3 separate regions of the Homo sapiens genome follow, and all the other regions are linked to region 1. A link is a loop called in an ENCODE intact Hi-C map of the cell type or tissue named here. Cell type or tissue: mammary epithelial cell. All regions are shown on one strand.

What was found. A loop is a pair of places that touch in the nucleus more often than their neighbours do. Peaks named below come from ENCODE experiments on the same cell type or tissue, not always from the same donor. Only the 100,000 strongest peaks of a DNase experiment are listed, where the experiment ranks them.
Region 2: a loop joins it to region 1, with 26 times the contacts of the local background. A loop is called at or near these places in 10 of 110 quality-filtered maps.
Region 3: it touches region 1 in a loop (3-fold over the local background); 8 of 110 quality-filtered maps call a loop at or near these places.

What each region holds. Positions count from the first base shown.
Region 1 is chr2:203,647,663-203,655,662 of GRCh38, forward strand. No RefSeq gene overlaps it. Among named protein-coding and RNA genes, the nearest start is that of CD28, 55 kb to the right of the region's middle. In mammary epithelial cell, a CTCF peak has its summit at 3,863; DNase peaks (open chromatin) are centred at 2,299 and 3,839; H3K27ac peaks cover 2,052 bases.
Region 2 is chr2:203,222,167-203,230,166 of GRCh38, forward strand. NBEAL1 (neurobeachin like 1) reads left to right here. Exons shown (of 56, transcript NM_001378026.1): 56 at 1-3,028. Among named protein-coding and RNA genes, the nearest start is that of CYP20A1, 13 kb to the right of the region's middle. In mammary epithelial cell, a CTCF peak has its summit at 3,459 (motif pointing right); no DNase peak of the experiment used is centred here.
Region 3 is chr2:203,574,897-203,582,896 of GRCh38, forward strand. No RefSeq gene overlaps it. Among named protein-coding and RNA genes, the nearest start is that of RAPH1, 44 kb to the left of the region's middle. In mammary epithelial cell, no CTCF peak of the experiment used is centred here; a DNase peak (open chromatin) is centred at 4,385; H3K27ac peaks cover 1,636 bases.

The DNA.
Region 1 (8,000 bases):
AATGATATCATATTCTTTTGTAGTTTGCTTTTATTCAACAATCTGCCATGGAGATTTTCTTTCCTTTAATGAGTGTTAAATTCTTTTTGGCAACTGCAGAGCAACCCATTGTATGGATGTGCCAGAATTTAATTAATCCCCAACTGATGGACATTAGGTTATTTCCAGTTTATTATTAAATAAGCAAGGGCTGAGTTAACACTTTACCCCAAGAGCTTATCAGTAAAGTAGATAAATTCCTAGGAGTCTGATTCATGTTACTGATTTGCTTTTCCAAAACTGGCTTGCTTTCTAAAACCTTATTTTATATATAAATATTTATATACATGTATATATGTAATATATATATTTTACCAGCTTTCATTGCTACTAATAATATCTGAGAGTATAGAAGGAGATTTTTCAGTTCACTGACTTGAAAGTCTTCAAATATTCAGAATTACTATGCATTAATTTTGGCAAACAGGTGTCAAATGTTCTTAATGAGTAGGTTAAATGAATGTGGTAGTAATGATCAGAAGGCAAAACGAGTCTATCCAACTGTTTGTCAAGTAGTCAGAAAAAATCTCTTTTTTCTTTATGCCCCTACACACAATACTTTGGGTATACCTCTATTGGAGCACTTTTAAAATTTTGACTTATATTCTTAGGTGTCTTTCCAGTTAATGTTAGCTCTCTGAAGACAGGAACTGCGCTGCAATCCTGCAACGATCTCATACAGTGTGTTTGTCCCTTAATAAACTTTGTGGATGAATAAATAGCCACAAAATTTTCCATTTGCTTCTCCTGCATTTAGAAGCATCCACTTCCCTCTCTTCCCTTTGCTTTTGAAATATAAGTGTAATATTTGCCCAGGGTAAACAGACTTGGAGCTTGGGAGACAGCATTGTGTAATGGATGTTAATTTGGCCTGATTTCACTCTTGGCTCTCTGATTTGTTAGATCTATGAACCTGGGCAAGTTGCTTAAGTCCTAGTTTTCTCTTCTGTAAAATGAAGATAATAGATTCTACTTCAAAAAGTGTTGTATGGATTAAAGGAGATCACATTTTAAAGCCTTTAGCAAGGTGCCTACTATAATACTTGATGAAGGATAGCTATAACGATTGCTGTTTCCTCAAAGGTACAGATATCCTAATATATATATATATATATATGTATGCATGTATATATGTCATTGGCTATTTCTTGCCTTCCATTCTAGTGGACACAACAACTTCTGGGTTGAAGGCAAAAAGAACCTAAAAGTTAATAGAGATTAGGGGCTTAGGCTCTCAGTAAAATCAATTTGGAACATATGTCAGTTGATAAAAATTAGATTTTTATGACGTTTTCAAAACAAATGCTTGGAGTATTGAAATAGGGGAAGAGTAGGATTGGGCTAGGTAGTAGTAACCATAAGAGTGTTTTATTAGGGTAAAAAAAAAATAACTGTAGGCCCTATCTAGCCTAAAGCACCACATTATACAATTCCAGGGAATAAAAAAACAAAAATAAAAATGTAAAAGTTGAACTACAGTGACCTTTGTTCTTTTCTAACTAGCAACCAACTTTTCATAATGACAGCCTACTTGAGTCTTTTTGCACTAGGGTTATTATTAGTTTTTACCAGGCTTACCTTTCTGCACTTGAGCATATGTACCTGAGCTTATTTTCCATGTAACAGTTGAGTCTTAAAAACGTGGGAACGGCCAGGTGCAGTGGCTCACGCCTGTAATCCCAACACTTTGAGACACTGAGGTGGGAGAATTGCTTGAGCTCAGGAATTCCAGACCAGCCTGGGCAATATGGAGAAACCTCATCTTTGCCAAAAATACAAAAAAATTAGCTGGGTGTGGTGGCGTGTGCCTACAGTGCCAGCTACTCAGGAGGCTGAGGCAGGAGAACTGCTTGAACCTGGGAGGCAGAGGTTGCAGTGAGCTGAAATTTTGCCATTGCCCTCCAGCCTGGGTGACAGAGTGAGACTCCATTTCAAAAACAACAACAACAACAACAAAAAGCACAACTCCAAAACCAAACAGCAAGTGCTTTTTTAAAAGTTTATAGAGCAAAAGATGGCAACATCTTCTGAACATAATAAGCATTTTCAAATGTGGGTCAAAGATAGCTCCTTTTGAAAGGCAGAATTTTTAAAAAGATGAGCAAAACATTTACTTCGTGGAACTTAGTGAATATCCTCTTCTCTGTAAGCAAAAATACACTTCTCCCCATTCCTCTAAGGATGCCAGATCCTGATTCATTTTCTGTTCAAGACTCAGCAGAAACACAATGCTCCATTTTATAGAGGGTTATTGCAACACAATGACGGCACTATAATTTCTGTCAGGGTGAAGTGCTTCACTTGGCTTTGGGCCAGTGAAACTCAGTGTTGTTTAGCCCTTCTGTAATTTTGGACACAGGCAAATACCTTCATGTTTATGCATTCTGTATGCTTTTAGGAAGCATTTTTAAAATGTGGTTTTAACAGCATCTCATTAGAAGCAGCAGTTGGATTTTCCATGTGACCAGATTTCTTATCCCTGGTGTGAACATTTAGTTTTTAAGGCATTGCAAATGAAAGCACCACCCACTTCTGAGGCCAAAGCAGTCGTAAAACCCCTTTGTCAAAGGAAACCTGTAATTGTAAAATTCCTCCTTGATTTCATCGTTCATGTGGACTGAAATAGAGTTCCTCTTTTTTTTTTTTTTTTTGGTCTGGTTATGTGGTGTGTGGTCATTCCTTTTTTTTTTTTTTTTTGAGACCAAGTCTCGCTCTGTTGCCAGGCTGGAGTGCAGTGGCACGATCTTGGCTCACTGCAATCTCTGCCTCCTGGCTTCAAGCTATTCTCCTGCCTCAGCCTCCCGAGTAGTTGGGATTACAGGTGTGTGCCACCAAACCCAGCTAATTTTTGTATTTTTAGTAGAGACGGAGTTTCACCATGTTGGCCAGGATGGTCTCCATCTCCTAACCTCATGATCTGCCTGCCTCGGCCTCCCAAAGTGCTGGGATTACAGGCGTGAGCCACCGCGCCCAGCCCCAGTGTGTGGTCATTCTTAATGTTGTTTTGAAGAAGTTATAGACAGTTAAGGAAACATCTTAGAGAACTGGCCAAGCTCTAAAGCTAGGCACATTTCATATTTTTGTCTATTTAATAAAAAAGGACAAGACTGTTTTCCCGGAAGCCTCCTGGTCCGACTCCCAATACCTGCCTGTGGATAGCACTGTGGACTTTTGTCCCAGAAGACTAGTGTCTGGATAAATGTTTTGTAAGCCTTACTTCCTGGATGGGAGCCAACTGATTGCTTACACGTGATACTCATCTCCCCATGAACAGTCATGGTGGCTGCTGTGTACTGGAGTCCTGCAGCTGTAAAGGGGACACGCTAGAAGGAGAGAAGGGAACAGTCCTTTGCAGGAGCACAGCTGTGTAGCAGGCCTTTGATCCAACAGCAAAACCAAGCCTAGCAAGTTAGTTATCTCATTCCTTTTTAGCAATATGACATGACGAACATGCTGCAATGACTTCCAAATACTTCCCTCCTTTTTGCTTAGATTGGGGGTAGAATGAGGATAGAAAATGAGAGGTCTAGGGAAAAACAAAGTATTTGTGTATTCAGACATTTATTGACTCTAAATGCAAACATTTACTAAGTCCTCTCTGCAGGCCAGGTACTGTGCTCAATGTTTTACATGAGTTCTCTCTCTCAATTCTTACCATAACCACCAAGTAGATAAATCCCAACTTCTGTTTAGCAGTTGAGGAAATTGAGCCTTTGGGGAGGTTAAGAAACTTGCCCAAGGTAACATAGTAGTAAGAGGCAAAGCTGGGACTCTATCCTGATGCGATGCCAAGCCTATGCTCTTAACCACTGTGCTATACTGCCTCCCTGTGTTAGAATATCTTTTATCTTTTATCCCCAGCACTGTGGAAGAGAAGTAGAAGATAACAAACCTGCTACATGGTAGATGCCTGGAGATAATATTATGTATGTTTGCCATTATATTATATTCTTATGTTAGGGTACACTAAATTGCTATGTTCTATTTGAAACAACCAGGAAACCTAACTGGGCTCAAGCAAATGTAATTCAAGCTGTTTGATCTCTAAAATATGATTATAATGATCTCTTCTTATTGGCCTCTCTGTCTGTCCCTGGCTTTCTGAAGAGATCTTTTGTTTTGTATGTACAGTTGTTACTGAGAAATACCAGCTGCAGGGGAACAATTCATGACATTACCTTCTCCCCAGCATTTTCCCTCCCCACAACCCCCGGTCCTGGAGAGTGCTGTTATTTTGAATGAATATGATTGACAGAGATGGGAAGGTCTCACTTTTGTTTATCTTATAAAATTTACTGAAGCCAAAACTTCTCCAAAAGAGGTCCCAGCATTTTCCTTTGGTTCAGACACAAACCTTCAGAGGAAAATAAATGCTCCGGTGAAACATAGTTGAAAGACAGAGAGGCAGAAGGAGGAGTAACACTTTTAGGAGTTTCAAGCACTGTGATAGCCATTGACTTTTATTTTTGGAATCCTGAGGGATAGTTACATCTCAAAGCACAAACTAAAGATAATTCCCGAGATTATTGAATGTCCTCTGATAGAGACATCAGATTTCAGGTTGGTCTAATTTTCTTTGACTACTTATTTCTGAAAATTGTCTGTGGAATACGGAGTCCATCCTTAAATTAAGCTTTCCCTGGCTGGGCGTGGTGGCTCACACCTGTAATCCTAGCACTTTGGGAGGCCAAGGCGGGTGTATCACTTGAGGTCAGGAGTTCGAAACCAGCCTGGCCAACATGGTGAAACCCCATCCCCACTAAAAATACAAAAAAATTAGCTGGGTGTGGTGGCTTGAACCTGGGAGGCAGAGGTTTCAGTGAGCCAAGATCGCGCACTGCACTCCAGCCTAGGGTGATAGAGCAAGAGTCTGTTTCAAAAAAAAAAAAAAAATTAGGCCTTCCCCTAATTCCATATTCTGTGTGAGGGAGTTCCCTTAGGTAACCTAAATCAGAATAAATCTGTATATATTCCTCTGGTCTTCCATACAAGTATAAAGCTTTCTGCCATACTAGAGGCTCGCAATCTCCTGTGTTTGTAGCACACTTTCAAGTGCTGTAAGTATTGGCAACACACATAGGGGCTTAAAGGAATTGAAACTACACCACCATGTTCAGTATGATATATGATAAAACAGTATCTTATGGTATCCATACAAGTACATACAGCAAAGGTACAGCTCTTATGCTTCCCTTTCCACGCCACATCTAGGTTTGAGGACTGCTCAGTTTACTGCCTTTACCTTGATGTCTTCATTTTTTTTTTTTTTTTTTTAGACAGAGTCTCGCTCTGTTGCCCAGGCTGGAGTGCAGTGGCGTGATCTCAACTCACTGCAAGCTCTGCCTCCCAGGTTCACGCCATTCTCCTGCCTCAGCCTCCCAAGTAGCTGGGACTACAGGCGCCCACCACCACGCCTGGCTAATTTTTTGTATTTTTAGTAGAGACGGGGTTTCACCATGTTAGCCAGGATGGTCTCGATCTCCTGACCTCGTGATCTGTCCACCTCGGCCTCCCAAGATGTTTTCTTTTATGTTTGGGGAACAGTGTTTCCATGTTTTGGAAAACATGTAATTGTTCTTTGCTGCAATCTGTCATTACGCCACAACTTTTACTTTTTGCAGAATGCATCTTGATAGACCTCAGTGTAACCATATGTATACTCAGTTGCAGCAAAAATAGATTTTACAAAATTTATTTTACCAAACAAATGGAGTGCCATAGCATACTGCTGGAAAACCACTGTCTTATATACCTGAAGAGTAAATCACAATAAAAAGAAGAGCAGAATGAGGCCGGGCGCAGTGGCTCATGCCTGTAATCCCAGCACTTTGGGAGACCAAGGTGGGCGGATCACTTGAGGTCAGGAGTTCGAGACTAGCCTGACTAATACGGTGAAACCCCGTCTCTACTAAAATTACAAAAATTAGCGGGGCATAGGCCTGTAGTCCCAGCTACTCAGGAGGCTGAGGCAGGAGAATCTCTTGAACTGGGGAGGCAGAGGTTGCAGCTAGCTGAGATCACACCACTGCATTCCAGCCTGAGCAACAGAGTGAGACGCTGTCTAAAAAAAAAAAGGAAGAACAGAATGAAAAAATTGGAACAGCATCGGAGGGTCCTTGCCCAGTGGCCCTACACTGGCATCTGAAAGCAGAGCTTTGCCCTTCTCCTTGTGGGATGACAATGCGAGGCTGCTTTTCCAGTTAGTGCCACTTAGAGTTGGCTGCTCTGGGAGACGTATGGACATGAGGTTGCTTGGTGAAGCCTGGATAATGTGCCAGAATGTCAGTGGGTTCTTATAGTTTGATGATGTAGAGGTGTGGATATGCGGAGAATAACATTATATATATACTTAAAAGTTAGCACTTGTAGGGCTGGGCACAGTGGCTCAGGCCTGTAATCCCAGCAATTTGGGAGGCCAAGGCAGGTAGATCACGAGGTCAGGAGATCAAGACCATCCTTGCTAGCGCGGTGAAATCCCATCTCTACTAAAAATGCAAAAAATTAGCCGGGCGTGGTGGCAGGTGCCTGTGGTCCCAGCTGCTCAGGAGGCTGAGGCAGGAGAATGGCGTGAACCCGGGAGGCGGAGCACGCAGTGAGCTGAGATCGCGCCACTACACTCCAGCCTGGGCGACAGAATGAGACTCCATATCAAAAAAAAAAAAAAAAAAAAAAGTTGGCACTTGTTTGGTATTAAAAGCTCAGGTTTGCAAGTGTCTGCCTTGCATTTAGAGAAGCTTGTGGTATTATCGCTCCGTGTTCGGAATTACCCAAGTGATTCCAGGAAGATTAGGCAAGTTTATTTTATTATCATGCACATTAATTTAGGAATTTGGCTGGAAACTTTATTTCCCTTTTTCTTAAAGCAAATATCTAAAGTTGATCCTTTTTAAATACTACAGCATTCATTTTCCTCAAGTTTCTTAGTATCATAGGCAAATGTAAATCCTGGGTAGTTTGGAGAAATGAATCAAAAAGAAGGAATGAATAAAACACAACAAATTTCATTCAGAATAAGCCTGTGCCTAATGCTTACGTGCAGTGTGGGTAGGGCATAGCTACTTTATTCAAATTATTTGTTGAAGGTCTACCATCTACCTAATCTATATTCTAGTTTCTGAGGATAAAACAGTGAACAAGACAGATCAGTTTCTGCTGTCGCTGATCTTAAATTTTAGTGGGAAGGGCAAATGACAAACAATATACAAATGAATATATAACATGCCAAATAAGGAGGGAATCGAGAGTAATGAAGTGGGGAGGGAGCCACAAGTGCTAATTCATAACTGGTAGGTGGGGAAAAATTTCTGATAAGGCGACATTTGAACAGGGAACTGGTGAGCCATGTGGGTGTCTGTGGCAACTGTACTCCAGGCTGAAGAACATCACAGGCAAAGACCCTGAGGAGGCAGCACAGTGGGCACATTCAAGAGCAGCAGGAAGACCATTATCTTCCTGGCTGGATCAAAGTGAGCCAAGAAAGCACTGGAAGGTGATAAGATGAGGGTGCAGGGAAATCATGTGGGTCCTTACAGACTGAGGTGAGAATTTGGCTCTTATTCTGAGTAAGAGGAATCTACTGGAGGATTTTGAGCAGAGGAATGACATGATCAGGCGTACGTTTTTGGCTATCGTGTGGAAGACATGGTGGGTGGGAAAGTGGGTAGGAGGCTATTTTGATCATTGAAATGAGAGCTCATGGTGGTCTGCACCAGGATAATAGCAGTGACAGTGATGAGAGGTGGTCAGACTCTGGATGTATTTTGAAGACAGAGTTGACATGCTTTGCTGCTGGACTGAACGTGGAGTGCGAAAGAAAGAGAGGAGTCAGGCCGAGGCAGTGGCTCATGCCTGTAATCCCAGCACTTTGGGAGACGAAGGCAGGTGGATCACTTGAGGTCAGGAGCTTGAGATCAGCCTGGGTAACATGGTGAAACCCCGTCTCTACTAAAAATACAAAAATT
Region 2 (8,000 bases), 430 kb before region 1:
GCAGAGTTAGACCCTGTCTCCAAAAATACATTTTTTTAAATTTAAATCTGGCAGTTTCTAGGCCAGTGGTTCTTAATGGATATTACAGATCAGACTTCTCTGTGGAGTTTATAAATATACAGATATGTAGGCACTGCTTTGGACTTCATGAATCTCTTTGCTTGATATTCTTGGTATTAAAAAATTATGTCTGAGGATTATTATGTTATATCCTAAAAATTTTTCTGCATAGAAATTTGTCCATTTATCTTTATATACCAGATCCAATATTCAGACTTATTTGAAAATAGGCTTAATCATTATCCTGAGGGACATTTTGTCTAAAATTTGCTTGGAATGGCTTTATTATCTTTGTTTTGCCTGCCACAAAAACAACAAAATCTCCTTTCAATTGAGTTATTTTTATCATGAACTCTCTTTAGACTGTTCACATTTGAAAATTATAACTAATATTTGCCTCCAGAAAAGTACATCTGTTTGCTAATATTAGTTCCTGGTGACTTTCAGTGAACGTTTTGCAAACTTGAATTAGGCAACATTTTAAAGAAGAAAAAAACATGACTAACATGCTAAATTTAAAACATAAAAGTAGATCTCTTAGAGCCTTGAAGCTTGTAATCAATAGAATTTTCCTAATTAAAAAGCATTGGGTAAATTATCTACTACTTCCAATGACTTTTGCAGGTACAGCCTCTGTATGGAAATAATCTTTAATTTTTTATAGGTATAACAGAGAAGAACGCATTAACATTTAAGATGTTTAATTCCAAATAGGAAATAATTCAGTTTTCTGTGTTAAGAAATGTAAGGCCATCCTAGAGTATAGGAGTTACGTGATTTTCTTCTGTATAAAAATCTCATTTAATAGTGGCTGTATTATCAGATACTTATTTGATTATAGTAATTCATCAGACACATCTCCTTCGTTTGGTGATTATCTCATTGATCTTTGTCACACGTGAGTGATTTCTAAACACATTGCAGGATTTGGACCTGTAAAGCCAGTGGCTTTAGTGATAAGTAAAAGGGCACATTCAACAATATTTACCTTTGTCTTAATGCCCATAATCTTATGAACTGAAAATTCAGAAGGAAAAGAACAAATAGAAAGCTACTAATTCAATATTTGTTTTTCATGGTACGGTTTTCATGTTTCCTTGGAAACATATTTTGCAAATATAACAATAATAGTAATAACACAATTTTGTCATTTAAAAAATTACCCATTCATTTTTCAAACTTGACTGTTAGTGGAGGGGTATATGTGTGTCTGTGTTTCCACTTATGTAATGGCTGTCTCATTATTTAAATTAATTTATAATTATTTTTCAGTGTACAGAGTGATTAGCGGCTTGTAATGCTGTTACAATGTAGCATTGTAATGTAAGATGAAGAAAAATTAGGATTTAGGTGGGATTTTTAAAAATTTATCAATTCAGCTACTTTTTAAAAGAAGTCCTATTCCAATTGGACCTTTAAAATTTTTATTTTGGTAATATTTCAACTTAAGATGTATTAAAACTAGCAATTCTGTGGTAATCAGTGTACTAGTCAACATTAAAATGCTATTTTGGGTTGTCTTCTTTTGGTAACATATTCTGACACTAAGCAACATGTTTTACAATTTAGTGGGATGAACCTACAAATTCATAAATGCTTCTCTTTATTTTGAAGGAAAAAGATACTTGTCTGTATACGACATAATTGTTTTACTCTTCAGAATGTGAAAGTTATATTAATCACTAAACACTTTAAGAAGTGGTTCTGGTAGGATATCAGTAGTCAGACTTAATTGAAAAACTGTCAGCGTCTGTTTTGTATATAGGGATTAAAGAGGATAACTTTATTTTTTCCTTTGGAAAGAATAATTCTTTTGGAATTTTGGAATTTTGATTTTCTTAGATGACTTTTTAGCAATTTAATGATAATAATTTCTATTTTTCTTCCAAAACTATGGCATGTTATAGTAGATCTTACTATTAAAGATCTTTTATATTTTAAACTGTTTTTTTCCTATTCTGCTTTTTGCTGCTCTCAAAGACTGTGATTGATGAACATCACCAAACTTTTTTTGTGGCAAACTGCTTATTTTATAAGTAGCTTTATATAAGAAAACTTCTTAGAAAACTATGTGGCTGGTTGGTTCCATTTAGAAACTCTTAACAGGTATGGCTTTCATTCCTCCAGTTGTTTGCTTTTATAGACTTGGAGCAAAAAATATAGCAAAAAGTAATCATATCTGGCTAGATAGCCATTTCTCTCAGATTCATTGCTATAAAAATGAATCTACTGAGGCATAAAAATATGAAACATATTTAATTCATCTCTTTTGTCAGTTTTTCTGGGACTCCAATAGCATTTCAGTGTTATAGAGAGTGACAGTGACTTGAATGCATGTATATGCACATAGTCAATTCAGAGCGTAATAACTAAAAATTCAGAATGACTTGTTTTTTGAAAGTACTTGGAAATTGTGCTGCTACTTAAATATTGAAGGAATTCAGAAAGTTGTGTATTTATCTTAAAATGTTCCTTCTCACTTATTCTACTGGAATTGACCATGAAAAAGAAAATATTATGCCTTATTTATATCTAATTATTGACTGTGCAAACTGTGACTCAGTGGATATTTGTATGCCCCCCAAAAACATTTTAAAGCTGAGCAATTTTTAATAAAGATGTATAAATAATTTTGATTATTCTCATTGTAGTTAAGTTACTGTTAGTTTGGTGCAATACATTCTTTCCTTCCTCATCCTTTTAAAATTAAATATATAAGATGTATGTTTTGTTTTATTACATTAAGTGCTATTTTTAAAAAATTCATTGTGTGTATATGAGCTAATACTTGATTTGTTTCTGTATAGCATGATTAAAGATAATTGAAAATTTTGCACTTATTTTAGGCCCTTGGAAATTTGTATTCTAATACTTTTTAAGAATGTCCATTTATTTTGTACATAATAAATTAGCTTTGTATATGAAAATGGGTTTGAATCAAATAAAAAAAGTGATGTTACTTTCTTCAGTTGATTTGTAATTCTCAGTTCATAGAGTCTGATTAGAACTTATCCTTGGCTAAGTTATTTGGGTAGACAAGAGATTGAATACAGTATTTGTTAATTAGAAAATTGATCAATGTTTCTTTCTCATATGAGCAGAATTTCTTCTGTAGTCCTGTGTGCACAAGATACATGTCAATTGACTATTTTTTGTCATATGTAACAACAGATATTCTGCCTTTCACTTTAGAGCTACCTCAAAAACATTGTTACAGGCTAGGCACAGTGGCTCATGCCTGTAATCATAGCACTTTGGGAGACCAAGGCTGGAGAATAGCTTGAGCCCAGGAGTTCAAGACCAGTCTGGGCAATATAAAGAGACCCTGTCTCTAAAAAAATTTAAAAATTAGCCAGGCATTGTGGCATGCACCTGTAGTTCTAGCTTGAGCCCAGCAGGTGGAGGCTACACTGAGCCAAGATCACACCACTGCACTCCAACCTGGGTAACAGAGAAATACCCTGTCTCAAAACAAACATTGTTTTAGTTTTTCCCTTAGCAAATGATTATATGCCATAAATCTCTGTTTGTAGTTAACCAAATAATATATTAGGTTGAATTTTTTAAACCTACATTCTTTCATAATTATAATCTCTAGGGCCAGTCGTGGTGGCTCACGCCTCTAATCCTAGCACTTTGGGAGGCCAAGGCAGGAGGATCACTTGAGGCCAGGAGTTTGAGGCTGCAGTGAACAATGATCACACCACTGTACTCCAGTCTGGGCAACAGAACAAGACTCTGTCTCTAAAAATAAAATAAACCTTTTATCCAGTCAACTTTGACAATCTAAATGTTGACCTAATCCTTCTGGTTTTGTCAAGGTTAATAGAATCTAATCCATAATAAGACAGAAGCCAAACTCTGTTCCAGGTTCTTGTTTGTACTTTTGTCTCTAGATCCAGAATAACAAAACAACAGAGATGAACATGAACCTTTACCTACTAGCACCATCCATTCACTATACTACACTTTATTGAAGACACTTCATTAGAATTGGAAACTTCCTGCGTTAATTCATCTGGTAAGATTCTCAGTCACTGGACAATCAAAGCCATGTTAGTTACGTGCTTCATTAAGACTGCCTTGCTTTTGTAAAACAAGTTCATAACACCATTCCAAGCATCAAATAAATCTGTTTGTTTCACACAATGATACTGGAGCTTATATTTTCTTACCATATACAGTTGATCCTTGAACAACTTGGGTTTGAACTGTACAGGTCCACTTATATGCAGATTTTTTTTCAACCAAATACAGATCTAAAATACAGTATTTGACCTGGGAAACATAGACTCTTTCTCTACAAAAAAGTCAAAAATTAGCTAGGCACAGTGGTGCATAGCTGTAGTCCCAGCTACTTGAGAGGCTTAAGCCTAGGAAGTCCAGCTGTGTGATCACACCACTGCACTCAGCCTAAGTGACAGAGCAAGACCCTGTCCCCCAAAAATAAAAGAAAATACAGTATTCATGGGTTGTGAACCCCGTGTGTATGCAGGACAGACTTTTTGTTTTTTTGGGGGTTTTTTGGTTTTTTTTTTTAGCAGAGACAGAGTTTCACCATGTTGGCCAGGCTGGTCTTGAACTCCTGGCCTCAGGTGATCTGCCTGCTTCGGCCTCCCAAAATGCTGGGATTACAGGAATGAGCCACCATGCCTGGCCAATGAAGGGATTTTTTTAAAGGCATAAACCTATAAGGACAAAGAAAACAGGAGAGAAGATGATACAATTTGGGGAATTGGAAAATCAATGGATGAATGGTTAAAAAAAAAAATTCCAAATGGATGGATGAATACTTACAGGGAGCCTAAGATAAGGACAGTTACCTAACTTCAAATCTTTCCACATGTCCTCTTAAAAAACCATACAGATGAACAAGAAGAATAAATACAGCCTCAAAACCCTATGCCTTCGAGATATCTAGAAGACAAACAGTACAGACTTCAAATTAAAAATACAAAAAAGCCAAATTCCAGCAGAGCTATCTCAAGTTTCAACAGTAAACCTCTGCAGAAAGGAAGGTGGGTCCAAGAAAGCAGGGAGTAGGGAAATGGAGGGCCTAACATTGAGTTTTTTAAAAAGAGACTCCCAGAAAGAGAAAGGCCATCCTAAGTGCAAAAGTAATGAAAAGTGAAAGAATGTGAGTGGATCAGAGTACTGTATATTAAAAATGGACTTAGTGTGCAGGATTCGATGTGGCAGTCTCAGGAAGGCATTGTCTCTTGAGAAGAGTATAAAAATGTCCGGAGACTGAATAGTGAAGTGAAAGGGGAAAAGAGTGGGAGAAATTTATGATTTAAGATCCTACGGACAATAAAAAATAAATTGGGGCTGGGCACGGCGGCTCATGCCTGTAATCCCAGCACTTTGGGAGGCCAAGGCATGTGGATCACTTGAGGTCAAGAGTTCAGGACCAGCTTGGCCAACATGGCGAAACCCCATCTCTACTAAAAATATGAAAATTAGCCAGGCATGGTGGCACACACCTGTAATCCCAGCTACTTGGGAGGCTGAGGCACAAGAATCGCTTGAACCTAGGAAGCGGAGTTTGCAGTGAGCTGATATCATGCCACTGCGTGGGTCTGGGTGACAGAACAAGACTCCATCTCAACAAAAAAGGAAAGAAAAAAATTGGAATATGTATAATCCCATCCCTCACCCTCACCCTCACCCCCACCCCCACCCCCACCAAAAAAAAACTAAAACTAAGCTATTGTCTCATGAACAAAGATTCAAAAATCCCTAAGGGAATATTAGCAGGTCAATGCTAGCAATGTGTAAGAAGGATAATGCATTATTACGGTGATGGTTAATATAGTGTGTCAAATGATTGGGCTAAGGGATTCCCAGATAGGCGGTAAAACATTATTTCTGGGTATGTCTGTGAGGGTATTTCCAGAAGAGATTAGCATCTGAATCAGTAGATTGAGTAAAGGAGATGTGCCCTCATCAGTGTGGGCAGGCATCATCCAATCTGTTGACGGCCAGGATAGAACAAAAAGATGAAGGGCAAATCCCCTCTATCTTCTAGAGCTGGGACATCATCTTCCACCCTGTGATGTATGTTAGAGCTTCAGTTTCTTGGGCCTTCAGACTTAGATTGAACTACACCACACCATCTACTGTCCTGGTTTTCCAGCCTACAGATGGCATATCATAGGACTTCTCAGCCTCCCTAACCTCATAAGCCAATTCTATTGGTTCTGTTTGTCTGGAGAACCCTAACACAATAACCAAGTACAGTTTACCCAAGTAATTTAAAGTTAGATTAACATTTTAAAATTAAGGCTGGGCATGGTGGTTCATGCCTGTAATCCCAGCATTTCGGGAGGCCAAGGCAGGAGGATCACTTGAGCCCAGGAGTTTAAGGCTGCAGTGAGCTATAACTGCACCACTGTCTCCTTTTTTTTTTCTTTCTGAGACAGAGTCTCACTCTGTCGCCCAGGCTGTAGTGCAATGACGCGATCTCGGCTCACTGCAACCTCTACCTCCTGGATTCAAGTAATTCTCCTGCCTCAGCCTCCCGAGTAATTGGAATTACAGGCGCCCGCCACCAGGCCTAGCTAATTTTTTTGTATTTTTAGTACAGACGAGGTTTCATCATGTTGGCCAGGCTGGTCCTGAACTCCTGACCTCAAGTGATCCACCCGCCTCAGCCCCCCAAAGTGCTAGGATTATAGGCGTGAGCCACTGCACCCGACCATAAAACTTAAATTAATTTGTACAGTTTTCCTTTTTTTTTTTTTTTTTGAGATGGAGTCTTGCTCTGTCGCCCAGGCTGGAGTGCAGTGGCACAGTCTCAGCTCACTGCAAGCTCTGCCTCCTGGGTTCACGCTGTTCTCCTGCCTCAGCCTCCCGAGTAGCTGGGACTACAGGCACCCACCACCACGCCCGGCTAATTTTTTGTATTTTTAGTAGAGACGGGGTTTCACTGTGTTAGCCAGGATAGTCTCAATCTCCTGACCTCGTGATCCGCCCGCCTCGGCCTCCCAAAGTGCTGGGATTACAGGTGTGAGCCACCATGCCTGGCCAATTTGTACACTTTTTCTTGGTAACCTGTCCTTTGTTGTAGGGGGCTCAGCCATGAACCTAGTGATAGGTAAGAAAAGAAATCTTTCCTGCTCTACAAAGATAGATTTGGGGCAGGAGGATAGAATATCATTTATTTGACTAATTGTTAACTTGATGGGTGACTGTTGAGTATTTTGACGTGTCAAGCAAATCCACACCAATATTTCCATCTCCCTAAACCTTTGTACTTCTTCTATAGCAGGAGTTCACCCACTTTTTCTATAAAGGGACAGGCAATAAATATTTTACACATAACTCTGTAGCAATTATTCAATTCTGCTGTTGTAGCCATATATAGAACATAAATGAGCATAGCTGTCTTCCACAAAATTTTATTTACAAAAACAGGTGAGGCCAAGCATGCTGACTCATGCCTGTAATCCCAGCACTTTGGGAGGCTGAAACAGAAGAATTGCTTGTGGCCAGGAGTTTGAAACCAGCATGGGCAGCATAGAAAGACCCTGTCTCTACCAACAAAACAAAACAAAACAAAACAAAACAAAAAAATAGCCAGGTGTGGTGGCACGTGCCTGTAGTCCTAGCTACCCAGGAGGCTGAGGCAGGAAGATCACTTGAGCCCAGGAGGTCAAGGCTGCAGTGAGCTATGATTGCACCACTGCACTCCAGCCAGGAAATTTCTGGCATCCCAACTTGAATGACTGTAGGCCGACATTGAATCCAGACTTCAGTTAACCAAACAAGCATATGCAGATTCAATCTCAAGTGCTCAACTGATATGGTTTGGCTGTGTCCCCACCCAAATCTCATCTTGAATTGTAGCTCCCACAATTCCCACATGTTGTGGGAGGGATCCAGTGGGATGTAATTGAATCACGAGGGGCAGGTCTTTCCCATGCTATTCTCATGATAGT
Region 3 (8,000 bases), 73 kb before region 1:
ACTCAAAAATTGTTGCGTGTGCTTAGTTAAGTCCAGGCAACACCAACCCCAGGCTGGTGAAGCGATCAGCGAAAGCAGGAGCGGGTGCACAATTGCAATGATGATTCATCCTCAGAGGTGCATGCTTTCACTGAATTAAAGTTGCAGTGTTTTGAACGTAGCTTTTACCAACACAGAGCTTCCATAACCAAGTGTGGGAGTAATAACAGGACAAGCAGATTATAAGGAACTTGAGAAGGGATTCCACTACTGAGGAAGCAAACCAAGGGAATAGCTTTTACACGAGACATGAATTTTTCCCCACACATTTGTGTCCCTTCCAAATATAGATTTTTTTTTCATGTGGTACCAATGACTGAAAATGTGGGCCACACACACACACAATAAATTCAGTGTAGCGAGCACTCCGCATGTTATAGTATTACTTAGAATGTTTCTTTGGTTGTTTTCCCCAGAGTATTGAGGTGACGTATAATTTTTAGCTCAGTGTTGCTGATTGTAGATGGCAAACGATAGTGGGAGATGTGAATAAATATATCAAATAATGCTTACTTTTACCTTTTTAACTAAATATACGTACCATGTATGAGACTCTGAGCTAGACTCTGCAGGGTGTACGAAATTGAGTAGAGCATAGTCTTTTTCTTAAGGAGCTTATATCTGGTAGGGAACATAAGATAAAGGCAGTTGACTGGATTACAAGGGAGGCTATGTGCCATGCCAGGTAGATATGTTCCACACCATAAGTGAGCCTGCAGGCCATACACCATGGGGACTTGAAGCAGAAGAATGTCCAGGAAATGTTAAATGGAGGAAATAGGTGTGTGTCTTCAAAAATCTGGGTGCTGGGAAGATGGTGGCCCCATTCATGGAAATAGGGAAGTTGGGAGGAAGAGCATGTTTGCCTGTGAATGCGTCAAGTTTGGGATTTCAGTGAAATATGGTGGGTATAACGTCTTGGAGGTAGGTGAAATCTTGTCTAGAGAGAATTTGAGACTGGGAATGTGGATAGACATGCAGGGATAATAGTAGAAGTTGTGGAAGGGGTGAGATCACCAAGAAAAACTACATAGAGAGAAAAAGAGCACTGGAAACCTTTAGGGAAAACCCAATTTTAGAGCACAGGAGAAAGAAGGGGAAGTGATAAGATCCTGAATTAATGGTTTGAGTAGTAGGAGAAACTGGAGCGTGCAGTGCAGTGTAGCATTTAAGAGAGGATTTCAGGAAGAAGTTGAGCAACACTGAGGACTGCAATTGAAAGCTCGAAGGAGGATGAGGACAGAAGAAAATGGGATTTAGTGATTAGAAGGAGATTGATAAGAGAGCGATTGATAGGGGTAAAAACTAGATTAATTATTAAACATTTGCTGAAGTATACAAAACAAATGACACAAAGATCACAGTTTTTCCTGTTAGGACAACTGCTCTGTGCTTTAATGTCAGGGAAATAATGCAACAGCAAGAGAAAATTATTCCATAATGGATTAAGCATTAAAACATTGCCGGCCGGGTTCACGCCTGTAATTACAGCAGTTTGGGAGGCCAAGGTGGGCGGTTCATGCGGTCAGGAGTTCGAGACCAGTCTGGCCAACATAGTGAAACCCCGTCTCTACTAAAAATACAAAACATTAGCCGGGTGTGGTGGTGTGTGCCTGTAATCCCAGCTACCTAGGAGGCTGAGGCAGGAGAATCACATGAACCTGGGAGGCGTAGGTTGCAGTGAGCCGAGATGGTGCCATTGCACTCCTGCCTGGGCGAGAGGGTGAAACTCTGTCTCAAACACACACACACACACACACACACACACACACACACACACACACACTTGCCATTTGGGGAGGTTACCTGAGTCTTTCTCACACATGCTAATGTAAACCCTTCTTTGAGATAATGGAGTGGCTGGTCTTCACACTTGCTATTCACACTTTTTAATACAAGGGAATAGCAACCAGGTATCACTAGGCACCAGAAGTGGTGGATGTCTGGAGTAGATCAGGAAACATAGCAGAGAAGATTCCACTTCAAAGGGTTTAGTATGAAGCTACTTTAGTCATTGATTTTTCTGTCTTGGAGTGCCAATTTCTCCTCCTGACTTGTACACTTCTCTTTTTTAAAAAATTTTTGTCTTTCTTTTTTTTCTTTAGTTCTTCTGAAACAAAAAAAAGGGATACATGTGCAGAACGCGCAAGTTTGTTACATAGGTATACACGTGCCATGGTGATTTGCTGCATCTATTGACCTGTCCTCTAAGTTCCCTCCCCTCACCCCTCACCCGCTATCCCTCAACAGACCCTGATGTGTGCTGTTCTCCTCTCTCTGTCCATGTATTCTCATTGTTCAACTCCCACTTATGAGTGAGAACATGCGGTGTTTGGTTTTCTGTTCCTGTGTCAGTTTGCTGAGGATGATGGCTTCCAGCTTCATCCATGTCCCTGCAAAGGATATGATCTCATTCCTTTTTATGGCTGCATAGTATTCCATGGCATATACCACATTCTTTATCCAGTCTATCATTGATGGGCATTTGGGTTGGTGTCACTTCTCTTTGGACTCCAAGCATTTGTCTTTGATGGTGTTTTTGAGTGGTTACAGATGAAACAATGGGACTATCGCTACAAAATTGTATGACAAACCTTCCTCTTGCCTTCTTCAGTAGAATTAACTAGCTGATGATTATGGAAACAAAAGAAGATTGCAACAATAATATATTTTATTTCTTTTTTTAAAAGTTATTATTTTTTAGTGACAGGATTTTGCTATGTTTCCCAGGCTAGCCTCCAACTCTTGGACTCAAGCAGTCCTCCTGTCTCAGCCTGCTAGTAGTTGGAACTAGCGACATGCCCACGATATATTTTATTTCTGTATTGCTTTGTACCTCTCAAAGCCATTTGCATGCATGCCCCCTTTTGACCTCAAATCAGTCCTGTGGGGATAGAGAGAGATCTTTTGGGTAGGAATAAATACACAGAGAGAATATATAATCTGTTTATTGAAGTTCACCACCATTGTAAATACTGTCTTCTATTTTAAGACTATTTTTCTTCTTTGGATTGAAGACATGTAGATAGACAATATTGCTACACTATTTTTTTTTTACAACCTTAAGTGCTGATAGAGATCAGATAATTAGATAAACAATCCCTGATATATGTAAGAGTAAACACTCCACATGGATACTATATGTAAAAAAATAAACAATGGAAACATCATTGAGATAAAATTAGATAATTATTTTTATTTATTGAAATTAACACTGAAAGTGGAATGTTCCAACACTGTTAGGGATTACAGTGAGACAGTTTGACTTTATCTTATTCCTGAAGATGTTTTCACTCTTTCAATTTGACAACTCTTCTATAAAAGCCTTTACCTGGTGGATTAACAGTTTGAGGTATTTAGAGTTAAAGAAGCGTTGTTCAAGAGATTGGAGATAAAAGCAGGGGCGGGGGGAGTTAAAGAGGAGGAGACTCATTTATTCATGAATTCTTTCATTCATCCATTCCTTTAACATTTATTGATACCACTATGAGTTATGTACTAGATATTGTACTAGATCTGGGAACATGGAGTTGCTTTCTTTCATGAAAGACTTTCTGATGGAAGAAAAGAAATAATATCATTTTGAGGGGAAGAGTTTTCCTTGAAAACCTTGAAACTACTCTGGTGTTGGTTTCAAGCAATGGTGTGTTTTTAGAAAATCAAAATTTGCCAGGACTGGTCATGTTTCAACTAGTGTGTTGATTTAATTCTTACTCAAGGGAGAAAATTGCCACTTGGATCATCAACCCCAGTTTCTGTGGAATCAGATCTTTCTCCCTGCCTCTGAAAGCCCTTATATAAGAACTGTCCAGAGTTAAATGAGGGGTGACAAGTTCATAACGCAGAAGGAACATTGTGTCTCTGGGCTATCAAAACATTGATCACCCATCCAGCCATTTAGCAGGGTATTCCCTTGAAAATCTCTGGCTCCTAATGAACAGTATAAATATGTGAATAGGAAGGCTAGATTTGGAAAGCTGTCTGTATGAGAAGAAAGTACACTGATGACAGAACACACATATGTATCCCATGAGTTGGCAGCAGTGTGATTATGTTGACGATGTTGACATTTGACAGTCAGAGCCCAGGACATGATGTCTTTGAGAAATTCTTCTTAAGTTGGGTATATTTTTTCCTAGTAGAGTAAGAGATAGAGTTGGAAGTGATTGCCTATTCTATACTGATAAGAAAGACATAGGCTTTGTAGAGTTCAGGACCTTGGCTGGCACTTCTCTTGGCTGATGAAGCAAGCCAGCATGGCCAGTTCTACTGGTGGTTATCTGAGCCAGTCTGCACAGGTCCCTGATTGCTATGAATCAGCACTCGTAGGTTCCACAGGCAGTAAGGAACCAGAAATACTGGTTTCTACCAACAGTTGGTCTCAGAAGGACTGGTGTGACTAACCAACTGTAAGAACAGCCTCAAATCCTTTCTGGGAAGAGGCAGGGTTTATAAATAAACAGAAAACAAACACAACTGACTCAAACTGAAATTTGTGGCTCTGGTTTGATGTGGTGAATGTATTTAATGTAGCCCAAGAGAGAAAGCTGAGGTCTCTACATTTATGAAATTACTAAAAGATTGCAATCACTGTTCAGCATTGTCTAAAAATATCATGTACAGTGTCGAAGACTTGTACTAATCATATGATTAATAGAATGATTATGACAGTGCTCTATAAATAAGGGTATGAAGTGGCAGTGTAGGGGCCAAGGGAAAGCTTCCCCTTTGCCCTCTGAAGGTTGGCTGAAAAATCAACTCACAAAAGCAGATTAATTGGAGAAAAGGCATATAAATGTATTAATGTGTACACAGACAAGAACCGCAGAGTGATTACCCTGATCCCTCAGTGGGGTTCAGAAGCTTATAAGCCATCTTGAGCTTACACAAAGAAGGGGGGGGCTTGGATTGTGACAAAACAGTTTATGGTGACAAAACAGGTTATGGGAGAGGGAGAAGAGGAGGCCTGGCTAGCAAAGGTAGTCTTGCCTGCCGGGTAGCAGCCCTCAGAGAGAATAGAAGGTAAATGATTCCTTCAGACCTTTGAAGGTGTCAGACTTCCAGTTAATCTTTCCTAGATCCAGCCAAGGGAAAGTCTCAGAGAAAGCCTGGCTGCAGCAATGTATAGCTTCCAGATGCATATTTTCCTGACAATAGACAGCTTTCCAGGGCTACTTCTCTTTGCAGGCCCTCTGAAGAGCCATCACAAAGTATGTCAAATAAATATATTCTGGGGTGAAATATTTTTATTTCCTTCAATAGTGAATAGAGACAAGTATGGACTGTTTTAACAAAACAAAATAAAAGCATGCCAATAATAGACATTAGAGTATTAACTACTCATTGCATATGCCTGCAATTCTGTTTGTAATGGTAAATAATCTAGCATTTATGTAAACTTTTTTTTTTAATGCTTCCCCTCTGTTTGAAACTAAAAATTCCCAGGCTGGGTGTGGTGGCTCATGCCTGTGATCCCAGCATTTTGGGAGGCTGAGGCAGGTGGATCACCTGAGGTCAGGAGTTTGAGACCATCCTGGCCAACATGGCGAAATCCTGTCTCTACTGAAAATACAAAAATTAGCCAGGCATGGTGGTGGATGCCTATAATCTCGGCTACTCGGGAGGCTCAGGCAGGAGAATCACTTGAACCCCTGGGGCGGAGGTTGCAGTGAGCCAAGATCGTGCCAGTTCACTCCAGCCTGGGCAAAAGAGTGAGACTCTGTCTCAAACAAACAAACAAATAAAAACACAACAACAAAAAGAAACTAAAAATTCTATTTAAAAAAAATAGCCAAGGCTCTTTACAATTTATCTTCTTTACTTTAAAAAGAATAGAGCAGCAACATCTGAGTAAAGTACATTTTTTACATTTCAACCAATCCTTATGTAAAAGACATCTAAAAAGGTATATATTAGCATTTTTAGGGCTTTTTGGAATTATAAACAGATTGACAGCTCTGTGGCCTGGAGTTAGTGCTGTTTATTTCCTAGACTGATATAGCAGCGGCTGTAGTTCCATGCATGGCACCCTGATTCCCAGGATTAGGAATACAAAGGCTGATTTGTGGGGAGGAGAGTTTTCTGGAAGCACGTGCAGCTGCCACTGGCGCATGCCAGCACATTCATTAGCCAATCTGACAGCAGAGCTGATGTCTACTCTCAGCTTTTCGGGGCAAAGAAAGGCACATGATGCCAAAGGGCCTTCTCATTCTTAGCTGAACACACAGAAGGGTAAAGCCAGGGGTTCCCATGATCCTTCCTTTTTCCTGGATCGTTAGCTGTCAGGATCTCAAGTAATCATGAATTAACCCCTGTAAGGCATCTGAATGAATGCCTACCTTATTTTAAACCTGAATAAGTAAAACCCTCTTAAAGATTGCTGTTTCATGCTGCCCGCCCCATCCCCCCAACCCACTCCCTTTTAATAATGTAGCAACATGGAGATTGAAGTGGGTAATTTTTCTCTTTGTATACTGTCTTTTTCAATTCTGGAACAGGTCCAGAAATTATAAATTGAATTGAATTATAAATAAGTATTGAATATTGTTTTGCTATTCCCAATACATTTAATACTGTCAATTATTTTAATTGGGCTAGTCATTTCAGAATTTAAAATAGTAAAGGCTCAGTCAAGGTTGCATCAGGGATTCCTGATACTTGGGAAACTAGAAAACAACAACAACAGTTCAAATCCATGTAGCTTCATTCAAATCATTCATGTACTGGCGTATGCCATAGTCCTTAACCTGACCCTACCCTGTGGTTCATAAAACTGTCAACTAACTTGCATATCATCCAGATGTCTTGTTTTGGCTCACCACATTTCAGACTTCGGTCTGTGAATACTTGCAAATATTTTCTTTTTTCTTTTTCTTTTCTTTCGCTTTTTTTTGAGACGGAGTCTCGCTCTGTCACCAGGCTGGAGTGCAGTGGCGCGATCTGGGCTTACTGCAACCTCCGACTCCCTGGTTCAAGCAATTCTCCTGCCTCAGCCTCCTGACTAGCTGAGATTACAGGCACGTGCCACCACACCCAGCTAATTTTTGTATTTTTAGTAGAGACGGGGAGTCACCATCTTGGCCAGGATGGTCTCAATCTCCTGACCTCGTGATCTGCCCGCTTCAGCCTCCCAAAGTGTTGGGATTACAGGCGTGAGCCACCGTGCCCAGCCACAAATGTTTTCTTAAATAATTTAGCATACATTACTGGTTGTCTCAGAATATTTCAGCAATAACGTAATAGTCTTTATTTATAACTAATAAAACTAGGATAATCCAGCAGTGGAAACCAATGAATAGGAGGCAACTCACCATGGTCTTGCTGGTTTTGCCAATGCCAAGCCAGAGGAACACAGGCAAATTATGAAATTCCTCTGGGTAGTATCACAGAAAAGCAAGGAGAATTTCAAAGCCGGGCCAGGAGGTGCTATTTAGGTAGAGATATTAAACATAATCACAGTTTAAGTGATTATATAAAAAGGGGCTGTTACAGAAACAGTGAAATCTTTATAGCCTCTGATAGGATACTTGATGGGCTTCCAAATTTGCGCACTTCCCTCTTGAAGAGAGTTAGATCTTTTGACTAGAGGGCTAGATCTCTCTCCTCTCTGAATTTCAAAAGTGTTAAAATAACAAGCAATGTCTAGCTGGGTGATTTTCCACATTCGTCCTGTCTAAAGGAAGAAGTTTGTTCTACTGTAAACAGTTATGGGAACTGTTTGCTTTGGATGGGCTTGGTCCTCATTGGCTGAGGAGGACTTTCTTACTCTGGTTTCTTGCCAAGGTAGAAATTCAATGCCAAAAGCTTCCTAGTCCTGTCTGGACATCCTCTAATCAGAATAAATTTGACCTAAAGAAAGTATGTTGGAGAGCTGCAAGCATGGTAGTAGTGCCTTGAAAAAAAAAACCAGTCGATTTAAGTAGTAGATTGTGCGGTTCAGTAGCATGGAACAAAGTTCATTG